Regions from separate parts of the Mus musculus genome. Here all the other regions are linked to region 2. The links are chromatin loops, found by intact Hi-C in ENCODE. Cell type or tissue: left cerebral cortex. All regions are shown on one strand. Links, peaks and the distances in the headings refer to the core of each region. The heading gives the core; the rest is flanking DNA.

Region 1 (3,579 bases), core at 342-2,841, 160 kb after region 2:
TGCCCACCACTCCACCTGCGCCGCAACCCTCCCTGCAATTGCTCCCCGGTCAGCGAAGCCTACCTTTGAGGTTCTGGGGGTGGCCCCGCGACGCGCGGCTCGGGTTTCCTCGCTGCAGAGAGGAGACACTGGAGAAGTTGTTACCCATGGCATCGGCCCCCCGGGGGTGCTCCGGCGGGAGCCAGGCAAGGCTGGGCAGGAGCGGAGGAAAGGTGTGCAAGTGTGTGCGCGCGCGGGTGCGCGCTGCCAGGGGAGGGCCCTGGCGGGGCTGCGACCGGGGGCGGGCGGTTTGCTGTCTCCGGCTCTCCCTGGGCTTGGCGGTCTTCGCTCGGCGGGTCCTGCCCGCCGTGGGGGTCCTCGCGCCACCCGGCTACCGGGCTCCCATGCCCCGCGCCCGGGGCGGCCCGGCCCCTGGGCCCCGGCCCGCGGCGCGAGCCGCTGCGCTCTGCCTGGTGCTGGAGCTCGGATTCCGGCTGCGGGTGGGCGGCGCAGCGGCGGCGCGCTCCCCGCGGGCCATAGAGTCGGGGCTCGGCGCGCGGCTGCTCGGAGGCTCGTCGGCGGGCTCGGTCCCCGCCCGCGGGGACGGCCGCGGCGACGTGCGTGGCGCCCTCCCGCCCGCGGGTGAGCTTGCAGCGCCCGGCTCGTGTGGACCGCCCCCGCTCCCGCCAGGTCCCTCCCGAGGCCGCCGCCCCCAACCCCCGCCCTAGCGTCGCCAGGACTCCGGGGCTCCGGTTGTTATGGCGACAGCTGCGCAGGTTAATGAGCGTCTTAGTGACACGCGCGCGCCCGCTCTGCCAGATGTGGGTCTCGGGGCGCGCCGCGTTCCCGCTGGCTATAAGTTCTCGAAGGCGCGCGGGACCCAGGGTTGGGGGCGGCACTGCTCCGGACCTGACGTCAGGAATAGATGGGAGCTTCGGAGGTTGAGCGTCTCCCTGTCCTGGGACATAGAACCTGAAAACAAGAGGAAGAGGACCGCCACAACGCTGGGAGCCCCGGAGCCAGGGCGTGGCGAGGTAGCCCTAATGGAGGCTCCCTAGCACGGGATTCAGGGCCTGGCACGTGTTAAAACGCTCAGGAGTGAGTGGATAATGAATTAAGACAATTGAGATCAGGAATACAGTCACCTCCCCTTCGCTGTAGTTGGAACTTCCAATCAGAACCCCAGTCAGACCATTTCCTGACTGTTCAAACATCCTTTGCATGTTCAAGAACGGAGAACCACAAGACCAGAAGCAAGCCGATGGGACCCAGCTCAGGTACAAACCATGAGAGAGATATCGGTTCCAAGTTGAATTATTCTGTCAGCTGGAAAACTAAGAGATTGGGGAAGGGATAGAGGGGGTGCTATAGCCTATAGTAGACCAAGGTGGCTTCCTCGAGGAAGGGGGCAGTCTGTAAATGTCCTGTTCACGTGACTCTTCCATCTGTGTAGCTCAGCACTGCTACCTGCAGGAGGGACCAGGAAGTCATCTTGGATCTGGGGCGGTTATTTCTCCCAGTGTATCATGGGGGAGAAGACAGTCCGTCTGTCCATCTCACACCTTCATCAGCCTTGCTGCTTCTCGGGGCCATCGCTCACTCTAACCGGACTTTCCCAACTCGGATCCAGAGTGAGCCCTGGGTCATGAGTGGGACACAGACATCTCCTCCATCCTTTTCTGGAAGTTTCTCCATAGGACCCATCCTCAATGTGTAGGCACAGCTCTTTCCTGACCACCCCAGCTAAGCATCTCTGCCTCTCTCTATCATTCTCCATAGGGTCATCCCATTCTCTTCGTGGCTTTTATATGACTTTGCCTAAAAGTAGCCTTTTCTGCTTGGTTAGATTCGGCTTCTCTTGATAGAGAATAAGCTTGCTGAGGGGAGAGTCGGCCAGCCACTTTCCTCACAGTGTTCTAGCTCCCAGGGCAGGGACATGCGGATTCTCAGAAGTATTTGTACAGTGAATGGATCCCCATGCCTGCCAGCAGTAAAATCCTACTGTGATCTTTAGACATCATCTCTGATCCCCTTTAGCCCCCTGTCCTGCCTTTTACTCTCCTCTGATTGCACATGTTATATCCTTAAGTTTCAGAGACTCCAGGCAAGCTAGAAATACCTGTGAAAGGTATGCTCTGGTGTTTGAGGAGAAAGACAACCAGGCCCCCAGTCCCAGCCCCAGCCCCAAGCCTCTGGGGTGCCTGGGATCAGGTGCTGACTGGCTACAGAATGGTCAGGGACTGGTGTCTTATTTATAGGCGGTGTCTTCCCAACACTTATTCCCCAAATGATGATTCATTTGTCAGCAATCTGTGGGCTCTTAACAGCTACATACATAAAGCACACACACACACACACACACACACAGAGAGAGAGAGAGAGAGAGAGAGAGAGAGAGAGAGAGAGAGAGAGAATGAGGACATACAGATTACACATAGCTGGGGAGATCAGGCATTTTATGAGTCAGAATAAATATGTGGAGCCTGTATAGAGGAGACTAATTCCCCTGGAGTGTGTGTGAAGTGCAGGGTTCTGGCTGGGATTTGTAGAGAGTGGCTGGAGAGGCTCTGAGTCCTTCTGGAATAAGCCCGCTTCTGTGGCCTGGGAAGCCTTGGTACAGGATAGGGGTGGACCCAAGGCCCCAAAGGGAGATTACAGGCCCCACACAGGCCTAAATGTGGGCCATGGGCAAAGCAGAAGAAAAATGAAGGCCAAATGACAAGAAGGAGGGAGGAAAGGCGGGAGGGAGGGAAGGAGGGAGGGAGGGAGGGAGGGAGGGAGGGAGGGAGGGAGGGAGGGCGGGCAAGCAGGCCAAAAGGCTCTCTCCTGATCCTCTGAGTAGCCTGAGCTCCAAAGGAAACTGACAGTGTTGCTTCTGAACTTGAAGGTCATAACCTGCTCAGGTGTGCCCACCCTCAGCCCCCTATTCAAACTTTAATCTCACTTTAGGACCCCAGAAGACAGACTTGGGGGATACTGGATCTCTTTGTCCCTCTTTGACCGTCTTTGTCCCTTGGTTCCTAATGTGGCCACATTCACTAACTCTCCTTTTTCTGCTTTCTCAGTTTAATTAAGGACCAGTTACTGGACATGGCTTGGGGCATAGGTTGTAATTCCCTGTTCAGCACAGTATCAGGGACAAAGGCAGGGAGCTGAGACAGTATCAAAACTTCCCCTGACTCAGAGGAAAATCATGGGAGGAAGATAGGGCTAAACTGGGCTGAGATGAGGGAGACCCCCCCCCCCCGACCCCGTTCCCCCCCCCCCCCGCCAGCCAATGTGCGGCTGTGAAGGATCATGCAGGGGTCATGCTGAGCAGAAACACCCTACACTTGTCTGCCCAAGGGCCCCTCAGTGTCACCCCTTGAACCCTTAACCCTACTTTTTTCCCCCCTGGGGAGTTCAGATTGGGGCATGGGACACCACTGTTAAATGTCAACTGGATATAGGTCTTTAGCAAGCAGGCAGGGACCTAAAGAAGGAAGTATAACCTTCTACATTGTCCTGGGTTCTGGGAACCCTTTTCTGGCTCTGGGTAAATCCATCTTGAAGAATCACAGAGTGCCAGCAGCCTTCCTTCCTTCCTCTGGACTCTGGTCA
Region 2 (4,058 bases), core at 626-3,125:
TGCCTGCTACCTGATGGATTTGAAAGTATATCGCCTTATGGCTTTCTTTGCTCCTGTTTCTATAAACAAGATCGCTGCCTCTTTGGAACACATTATTTGGGGGAAACATGAATCTTTGTTCCTCATTGTGGGCTCTGGAATGAACCAACTCCTTTGTTCCTTTGAGATGCGAGCTGCTTCTGTAGTTGATGAGACCCTGGTTCCCTGCCCCCAGCCCCCCAGATATCAGCAGGAAGGCTTGTGCAGAGCAGAGGAAGAGCAGTGTCACATGGCACACAGCCTGGCGGAGGGGGCAGGCCCGGTGACATTTGACAGTGAGAAGGGTGGCCTGGACTTTTTCTGCATCTCTCCTTCTGCTAAATCTTTCCTTGCGGACCTGGTTCCTTCTGCCTAACGGCTAGAAGCCATCTTTGGCTTTCACCCTCCCTTCCTTCTGCCTATCAGCTGGGCCTCCTGATCCACTCACTTCTGCCTGTGCCCACTGTCACCTTAGAGGGCCGCCTTCCACCTCGCAGGGAATCCCTCAGGCTCCCAGGAAGCCTCCACCTTTACTCCGGTAGTTGCCATTCCCCGCAGCACCGCTAGAGGGCACTCGTAAAGTACATTCCAAACCCGCTGAAATTTCCCCGGGGGACTACCACGCGATGAAAAACAATTCCTTATTCTGGCTTCAGAGCCCTGCATAATTGACCCCCGCTGCCTTTCTGACTCGGGCTCTGCCCCTACATTCCCATCAGGTCAAACCTGTTCAACCGCGGGGTCATCGTCTGCTCCTAAGATATCTCGCTCATTTCTCTGGCGACTTTCGTACTTGCTGTTCCCTGGACCTGGAATAATGTTCCTCCCTGTGGCTGGCTGGCTCCTTTTTATTATCTCGGAGGAGCCACCCCAGCCGCACCCTCTCAAATCTCTGCCCCTTCCCTGTCGCTGACACTCCAGTTAGTTACCTTGTACACATTCTTGCTTACTGCCTATCTCCCACCACCTTGAAACTGCGGCCTCCATACAAGCCCCGCTCCGTGGGCAAGTGATTTGGAGACCGAGTACCTGGATCATGCAGTGAGAGTCAGGAAAGGTGGCCTCTCATCCGGGCTTGGGGGGACATTGGACCTAGAAGGAACTTTTCTGACTTGGGAGCCGAGAGCCGGAAGAGGCTTTGGTTATCTAGCGAGAGTACACTCAGAAATCTAAGCAAGCAAGACTAATCGTAGCTTGTTTGGAAATCAGTTATATGACCTTCCTGAGCCCCAGCTGTATTCGGGCACTGTACCCATGTTGGTGTTGCAGAAATATGCCTGCCGTTTGGAAGTTCACAGTGACGAGCTGTTCTATGAAAGGCGCCCGGTGACAGGGGAGTGGTGGAGGAACAGGGCTGTGCACAGTGTGAACGAAGGCCCAGCTGCTCAAGCAGGCTATGGCAGGGAAGATGATGAGCAGCAGGGGCCGAGGGGGAGGGAAGGGGGTAGCAGAGGAGAGGATGGGGGGCCGTTTACAGCACAGACTGCGACTGCACGGGGCTGTTGACTTTCTCTGAGTTAAATGAATGGCACAGAGTGATACGATTTGGATGGTTTTCTGGCTGGTGATTGGAACTGCATAGAGGGCAAAGAGGAGAGATGTTGTCCCAGCAACAGCGGCAACCCTGGGTGGATTTGATGATTCAGAAAGTCTGGGAGCCGGAGAGTGTCCGTCAAGCTGCTTGATAACCTGGTTTGCTTTCTATGGCTATGATAAAACATTCGGAATAAAAAGCGGCTCGGCGAGGAAAGGGTTTATGTGGCTTACAAGCTCACAGTCCATCGCTGTTAGAGCGGGAACTCCAGGCAGGGACTGAAGCGAGGTCACGGAGGAATGCTGCAAGCTGCATGCTGCATGCTGCCCGCTGCCCATGGCTCCCAAGAAAGCTTGAGGAGCTCTGCAAGCTGCCACTAGGGGGCGCAGTTTCCCACAGAGCCTCTGGGATGGAGGCTTCTATGTGTGCCACTTGCCAGGCAGAGGGGACCTGGCGCTCCTTCCCACCCAGAACTCTGGCGAGCTCCAGTTTAAATGCAAACGAGGTTGCTCAAGAGTGTTGCGAGATTGTTTTCTTGGGCAAGTGTTGATGTTTCTGATGAAGTCCTGTTTATTCTTAGAAAAGCTGTGAGCTCAGCCTGCCTTCCATCGCCACGATCATTAAACGGTCTTATTGGGCCCAGTTAATGAGATCAACGCTGATGTGGTTCTGTTGTTGTTGGAGTTGAGAATTTAGGGTTTGGCATCTGACACACTAGATAGAATTCAAACCTCAGCTTGGCTCAGTTGGCTTTGCTCTTGGCAAGTTTGTGTTTATTTGTTTATTGTTTATTTTAGGCTTTGAAGGGAGGAGAGGCCTTTAACCTGGGAGTAAAAAGATTCAGTCACAGTATTTATTTCCACTTTTTGAACCCCAAAGGAGTGTACATTCTGAACCGGGAGGCCTGCTTTGTGCCACAGTTCTGCCAGCTGTATGTTCCTAAGTCCTTAGCTTCTGTGTGAAATGGGATGCAGGAGGCCGCAGAGATAGGAGAGGGTGCTGGTGTAGGCTCCTCCCCCATCCAGCATGGGCACCAAGTAGATGCCACGTTCGAGTTGGTACCTGAAGAGGCCAAAAGTGTGCAGGAGACCCTTGGAACTGTAGTTACAGGTGGCTGTGAGCTGCCCAGCGTGGCTGCTGAGAACGGAACCCAGGTCCTCTGCAAGAGCAGCAAGGGTCTTCACTGCGGAGCCACTCTCAAGCCCCTGTGCTCCAGCCTCTAGAGTAACCCAGGGCAGGCCTGTGCCTCTAGGCCTGGCTATGAGGTTGGGCGGGTTTGTTGCTTTGTTTTGTTTGTTAGTTTTTGGGGTTTTTTTTAGTTCATTTATTTTTAATTGTTCTTTAAATTTTTTTATATTTTTAATTTTTTTACATTTTAAAATTTTTATAAAATTAAATATTTTTAATTTTATAAACTGTTATAAAATACTTGAAAGTAGATAAAGACAGCACATATCTGAAATATTTATTTCTGTGTGTAGGGGCATGTGTGACATGTCACAGTTGGTTCCCTGCCTGGGGTCAACCCAGGTCATCAGATTTGGTGGCAAGTGCCTTGCCCACCCAGCCATCTCTCTGGCCCCTTGCTTTGTACTTTTGAGACAGTCTCACTCTGTAACCCAGACTGGCCTTGAACTCACGGCAGCCTTTCTAACTTGGCCTCTCCAGTACAGGATTAGAGGCATAAGCCAACATGCATGGCTAAATTAGTCTTTATTTATGTTTTAAGTTTGCTTAGTTATGCTTTTAAATTATTATATTTGTCAGTGTTTTGCCTACATGTATGTCTCGGTAGTAACACATGTATGCCCGATGTCTGAAGCGATCAGAAGCACTCTTCTGTTGGGTCTCCTGGAACTGAAGCTGTAGATGGGGGTGAGCCATGATGTAGGTACTAGGAGTTGAACCCAGGTTCTCTAAAAGAGCAGCAAGTGCCCTTAGCTACCGAGCCATCTCTCTAACCCCCTAAGTTCAGTTTTGAATAAAGTGTATTTTTTCTGATAGTAAGACTTATCCATAATTACTAGCTACTATAAAAAGCGATCTATCCAGAAAAGCTAGGCCCAACTTTTGGTTTCTTTCTTTCTTTTTTTTTTTTTTTTTTTTTTAATTTTATTTTAGTTTTGTTTTTTCCAGACAGGGTTTCTCTGTGTAGCCCTGGCTATCCTGGAACTCACTCTGTAGACCAGGCTGTCCTTGAACTCAGAGATCCAACTGCCTCTGCCTCCCAAGTGCTGAGATTAAAGGCTTGTACCACCACTGCTCAGCCCACTTTTTTTTTGTTTGTTTTGGTTTTTTTTGTTTTTTTCCGAGACAGGGTTTCTCTGTGTAGCCCTGGCTGTCCTGGAACTCACTTTGTAGACCAGGCTGGCCTCGAACTCAGAAATCCACCTGCCTCTGCTTCCTGAGTGCTGGGATTAAAGGCATGCGCCACCACACCCGGCTACGCTCAGCCCACTTTTAAAAAATATTTTTATGCTTATTTACATGCGTGCGTGCGTGCGTG
Region 3 (3,579 bases), core at 342-2,841, 62 kb after region 2:
GTCCCTTTCCACAGGCCAGCGCCATAACACCCTGTGATCCATCAGTGTGAGTTCTCATGCAGCAGTGGCTAAAAGCACAGCAGAGTCAGATGGTCTTAAAGTTAGTCTGTGCTGCAAGGGAGGGCGCAGGTAACTGAGCCTTAGTGTGAACTGATGCCCCCATCACCCTCACCCTGGTGCCTGTCAGTCTGGAGGACTGACATGTCCCTTTCTAACCTGTCATGTGGCACGGGACTGTGTACTTACACATGTGTTATCCAAAGCAGCTACCCCCTGGTCTTCTGTGTTCTCTAAGCAGTGAAAGCTGGAACCAACTGCAGTTCCATCAGCCCCCAAGCCTCATGTGGAAAGGCCTGCAGATAGATCTTGCAGCCAGCTGGTGGTCTGCGTGTGTTTGCCTAGGAGTGATCACCACAGCTGCCTTTTATATTTTAGGGTTGTCTGTCTGTCTGTCTGTCTGTCTGTCTGTCTGTGTGTTTGTTTTAAGATAACGAATAGTGTCAATTTGGGCTACTTCTAGTCAGCTACTGTCCCTCTAGCTTGGTCCTTTTTAGCCAGTGGGGACTTCAGTTGTAAAGGACCCTGGTGATCCCGTTCTACCTTAAGAAGCCTGCCAGATACCTCCTTAAAACACTGCTATTTCCCAACATTCCAAGCTGTGTGTTGATCCTCATTTCCTGTCTTTCTTTTCCTCCCCCAGCCTTAGACACACACACACACACACACACACACACACACACACACACACACACACACACTCCTACACATTCCCTCTGCGGCCTGCTTCTCTCTGGAGCCAGTCCTACTACAGAGCTGAGGAACAGCTGTGAGGAAGTTGTGCCCAGACACAGAGCCACCCCTGATGCCTGCGTCGCTCTGCCTGTTGTATTCTGTAACACAAAGCCCGAGACATAGCTTTATCGATACAGCATGTGAAACACAGAGGGCTGTGGAATGGGACACCCTGGGCCCTATGTGCACCTGACTATTACCCTATAGTCCCTACCCAATTCCTCTGCCACTGTCACATGACAAGATACCAGCAAGGTCTTTTTCAGAGCTTCAAGAACCCCAGGCTCTGGGCCTGGTGTGGCACACTCTCCCTCAGGCCCTCTGACAACTGCCTTGCCTTTCTGAGTCTTAGCTACTGCCACAGAAAGATCATTCTCATTGCTTCTCTCCACCCTTGACATTCTATGCTTCAAGTTCTGCCCATCACATCCAGGAGCCAGCCTCAGTTCAGTGATGTCTGCCTTCCAAGGAACATGTAAGCTGTGCACACCTGTGTGTACCTCCCAGTGACATGGCTCTGAGGAGCCACCTCCTGTCTGGACCTCTCTGTTGCCTTTCTCCTACCTGACACAAGGCCAAGATCAAGGTCACATTGGAAAGGGCAGTAGAAAAAGGGGTTGTCAGGCATCTGGTCTGTGAGAGCCATTTCTAAAGAGCCAGCTGTGTCCCAGAGAGCAAATGGGGACATTGCGACCTAGAGTCAGAAGCACTGGCCAGCCAGTGCTAGGCCCAGAAGCAAGCTCCCTGCCGATTTGGGTGAAGGCTTGATACCATGTGGAGGAAGAGAGGGAAGTTGTTTTAAACATCAAGGAATCATCAAAACTTAACCAGAGGCAGAGGCAGAGGCAGGTAAATCTCTGTGAGTTCGAGGCCAGCCTGCTCTACAGAGCAAGTTCCAGGACAGCCAGGGCTACACAGACAAAAAGGCTTTTTCAACCCACAAGATTATATCAATATGGGGCTGGAGAGATGGCTCAGCAGTTAAGAGCACCGACTGCTCTTCCAGAGGTCCCGAGTTCAATTGCCAGCAACCACATGGTGACTCACAACCATCTGTAATGGAGTCTGGTGCCCTCTTCTGGTGTGTCAAAAGAGAGCAATGGTGGTGTACTCATATGCATAAAATAAATAAATAAATAAATGGTTTTTTTTAAGATTATATAAATATGACTTTAAAAAAAAAAAGTCTTGTATATAGTCCCATTTGGCCTGGTACTCCCTGTGTAACCTAAGCTGGTGTGACTTAAGGCAATCCTCCTGCCTCAGCCTCCCAACTAGTGAGTATGGGCATAAGCCACCGTGCCTGGCTCTTTCTTTGTTCCATCTTCTTATTGTATGTTGATCTTACCCGGTTTTTCCTAATTGTCCTCAACTCACCTATCAAATACTTTTTTTCAAATAAATTTTTTTTAAGCCACAGCATTAAAAGGTTACATGTGTGGACTCACCCTGTGAACTTGACCTGTCTGCTGTCTGTCTAGCAGCACCCAGACCCTCCCCCATTAGGCCATGGCCACCCCTCCCACCCCACTCTTTATTTATTTTTTTAATGTTGCTTTGTTTTGACACAAGGTCTCTTCTATCCAGACTAGCCCTTGTGGCTGACCATGGCCCTGAACTTCTGATCCCTGCCTCCACCTCCAGAGTGCTGGGGTCACAGGTGTGTGCCTCTGCTTGCTTGTGCGGTGCTAAGGCGTAAACCCTGCCTCTCTTCTTTATTGAGATAGAGGCATACTCTTTAGCCCAGGCCGACCTAGAGCTTCAAATTAAAAAAATAGAATTTCTTCTTTTTTTTTTTTAATCTTTAACACCGCCGGGCATGGTGACACATGCCTTTAATCCCAGGACTTGGGAGGCAGAGGCAGGTGGAATTCTGAGTTCGAGGCCAGCCTGGTCTACAAAGTGAGTTCCAGGACAGCCAGGGCTATGCAGAGAAACCCTGTCTCAAGAAAAAAGAAAAAAATCTTTGACACCTTTGTACATGTAAACACTATATTTGACCCTACCCAACCCAGCTCTCCCTCTCTCCTCTCTTCAGTTACCCTCAACACTTCCCCTTCTTCCCTTCATGTCCTCTCCCTCCCGCTGGGTTCAATTAGTGCTATAATGTTTATTGGTCTCATTGTCCTGATCTTATACAGGTAACCAGCCACTGTGAGTTCATGGGTAGTGCGGTAGCCTTGTCACGTCCAGAAAACAGCATTTCCTGGCGTACCTCCCCCCTCTGGCTCTTACAGTCTCTCCACCCCCTGTTTCATGATGTTCCCTGAGAGCCTTTTGTGGAACAGGGTGACACAGATATCCTGTTTGCGGCACAACAGTCAGTAGTCAATTATTCTTAGCATTAAGAAGGTTACAACCAGTCTCCGCACTACGTGCTGACCACCACAGAGAGAAGTTTTTCTGGTCCGAGGTTGAGGGTAGCACCAATGTATGCCTATAAAAATAGATATTAAGAGGGAAGCTCGACAGCCTTGTCCGTTTAGCACAGCGGTTCTCGATTTGTGGGTTCAACTCTTTGGGGATCAAATGATCCTTTCAACAGGGGTCACCTAAGACCATCAAAGACACAGAGATTTCAGATAAGTCATAACAGTATCAGAATTCCAGTTATGAGGTCGCAACAGAAATAACTTTATGGTTGGGGGTCAGCACAACATGAGGAACTGTACTAAAGGGTTGCAGCATTAGGAAGGCTGAGAACCACGGACTCAGCAAGACAACAATCATAGGTCCCCTCTGGGCCTACGAGCGGGTTTACCATGCCAGGCACGAACCTCCTTCTAT

The links. Hi-C counts contacts between places; a loop is a spot of excess contacts. Peaks named below come from ENCODE experiments on the same cell type or tissue, not always from the same donor. Only the 100,000 strongest peaks of a DNase experiment are listed, where the experiment ranks them.
Region 1: a loop joins it to region 2, with 7 times the contacts of the local background. A loop is called at or near these places in 22 of 42 quality-filtered maps.
Region 3: a loop joins it to region 2, with 4 times the contacts of the local background. A loop is called at or near these places in 34 of 42 quality-filtered maps.

What each region holds. Positions count from the first base shown.
Region 1 is chr19:47,176,036-47,179,614 of GRCm38, reverse strand. Neurl1a (neuralized E3 ubiquitin protein ligase 1A) reads right to left here and starts at 795. Exons shown (of 6, transcript NM_021360.4): 1 at 64-795. The coding sequence starts at 148. In left cerebral cortex, for the core only: a CTCF peak has its summit at 1,446; DNase peaks (open chromatin) are centred at 591, 776, 1,381 and 2,224; H3K4me3 peaks cover 1,125 bases; H3K27ac peaks cover 936 bases.
Region 2 is chr19:47,335,897-47,339,954 of GRCm38, reverse strand. All of the region lies in intron 6 of Sh3pxd2a (SH3 and PX domains 2A), which reads left to right. Among named protein-coding and RNA genes, the nearest start is that of Gm29834, 51 kb to the right of the region's middle. In left cerebral cortex, for the core only: a CTCF peak has its summit at 1,935 (motif pointing right); DNase peaks (open chromatin) are centred at 1,357 and 1,936; H3K4me3 peaks cover 1,047 bases; H3K27ac peaks cover 299 bases.
Region 3 is chr19:47,274,110-47,277,688 of GRCm38, reverse strand. The region is part of intron 11 of Sh3pxd2a (SH3 and PX domains 2A); the gene reads left to right. Among named protein-coding and RNA genes, the nearest start is that of Mir6995, 2.3 kb to the right of the region's middle. In left cerebral cortex, for the core only: a CTCF peak has its summit at 1,869 (motif pointing left); DNase peaks (open chromatin) are centred at 757 and 1,309; H3K27ac peaks cover 557 bases.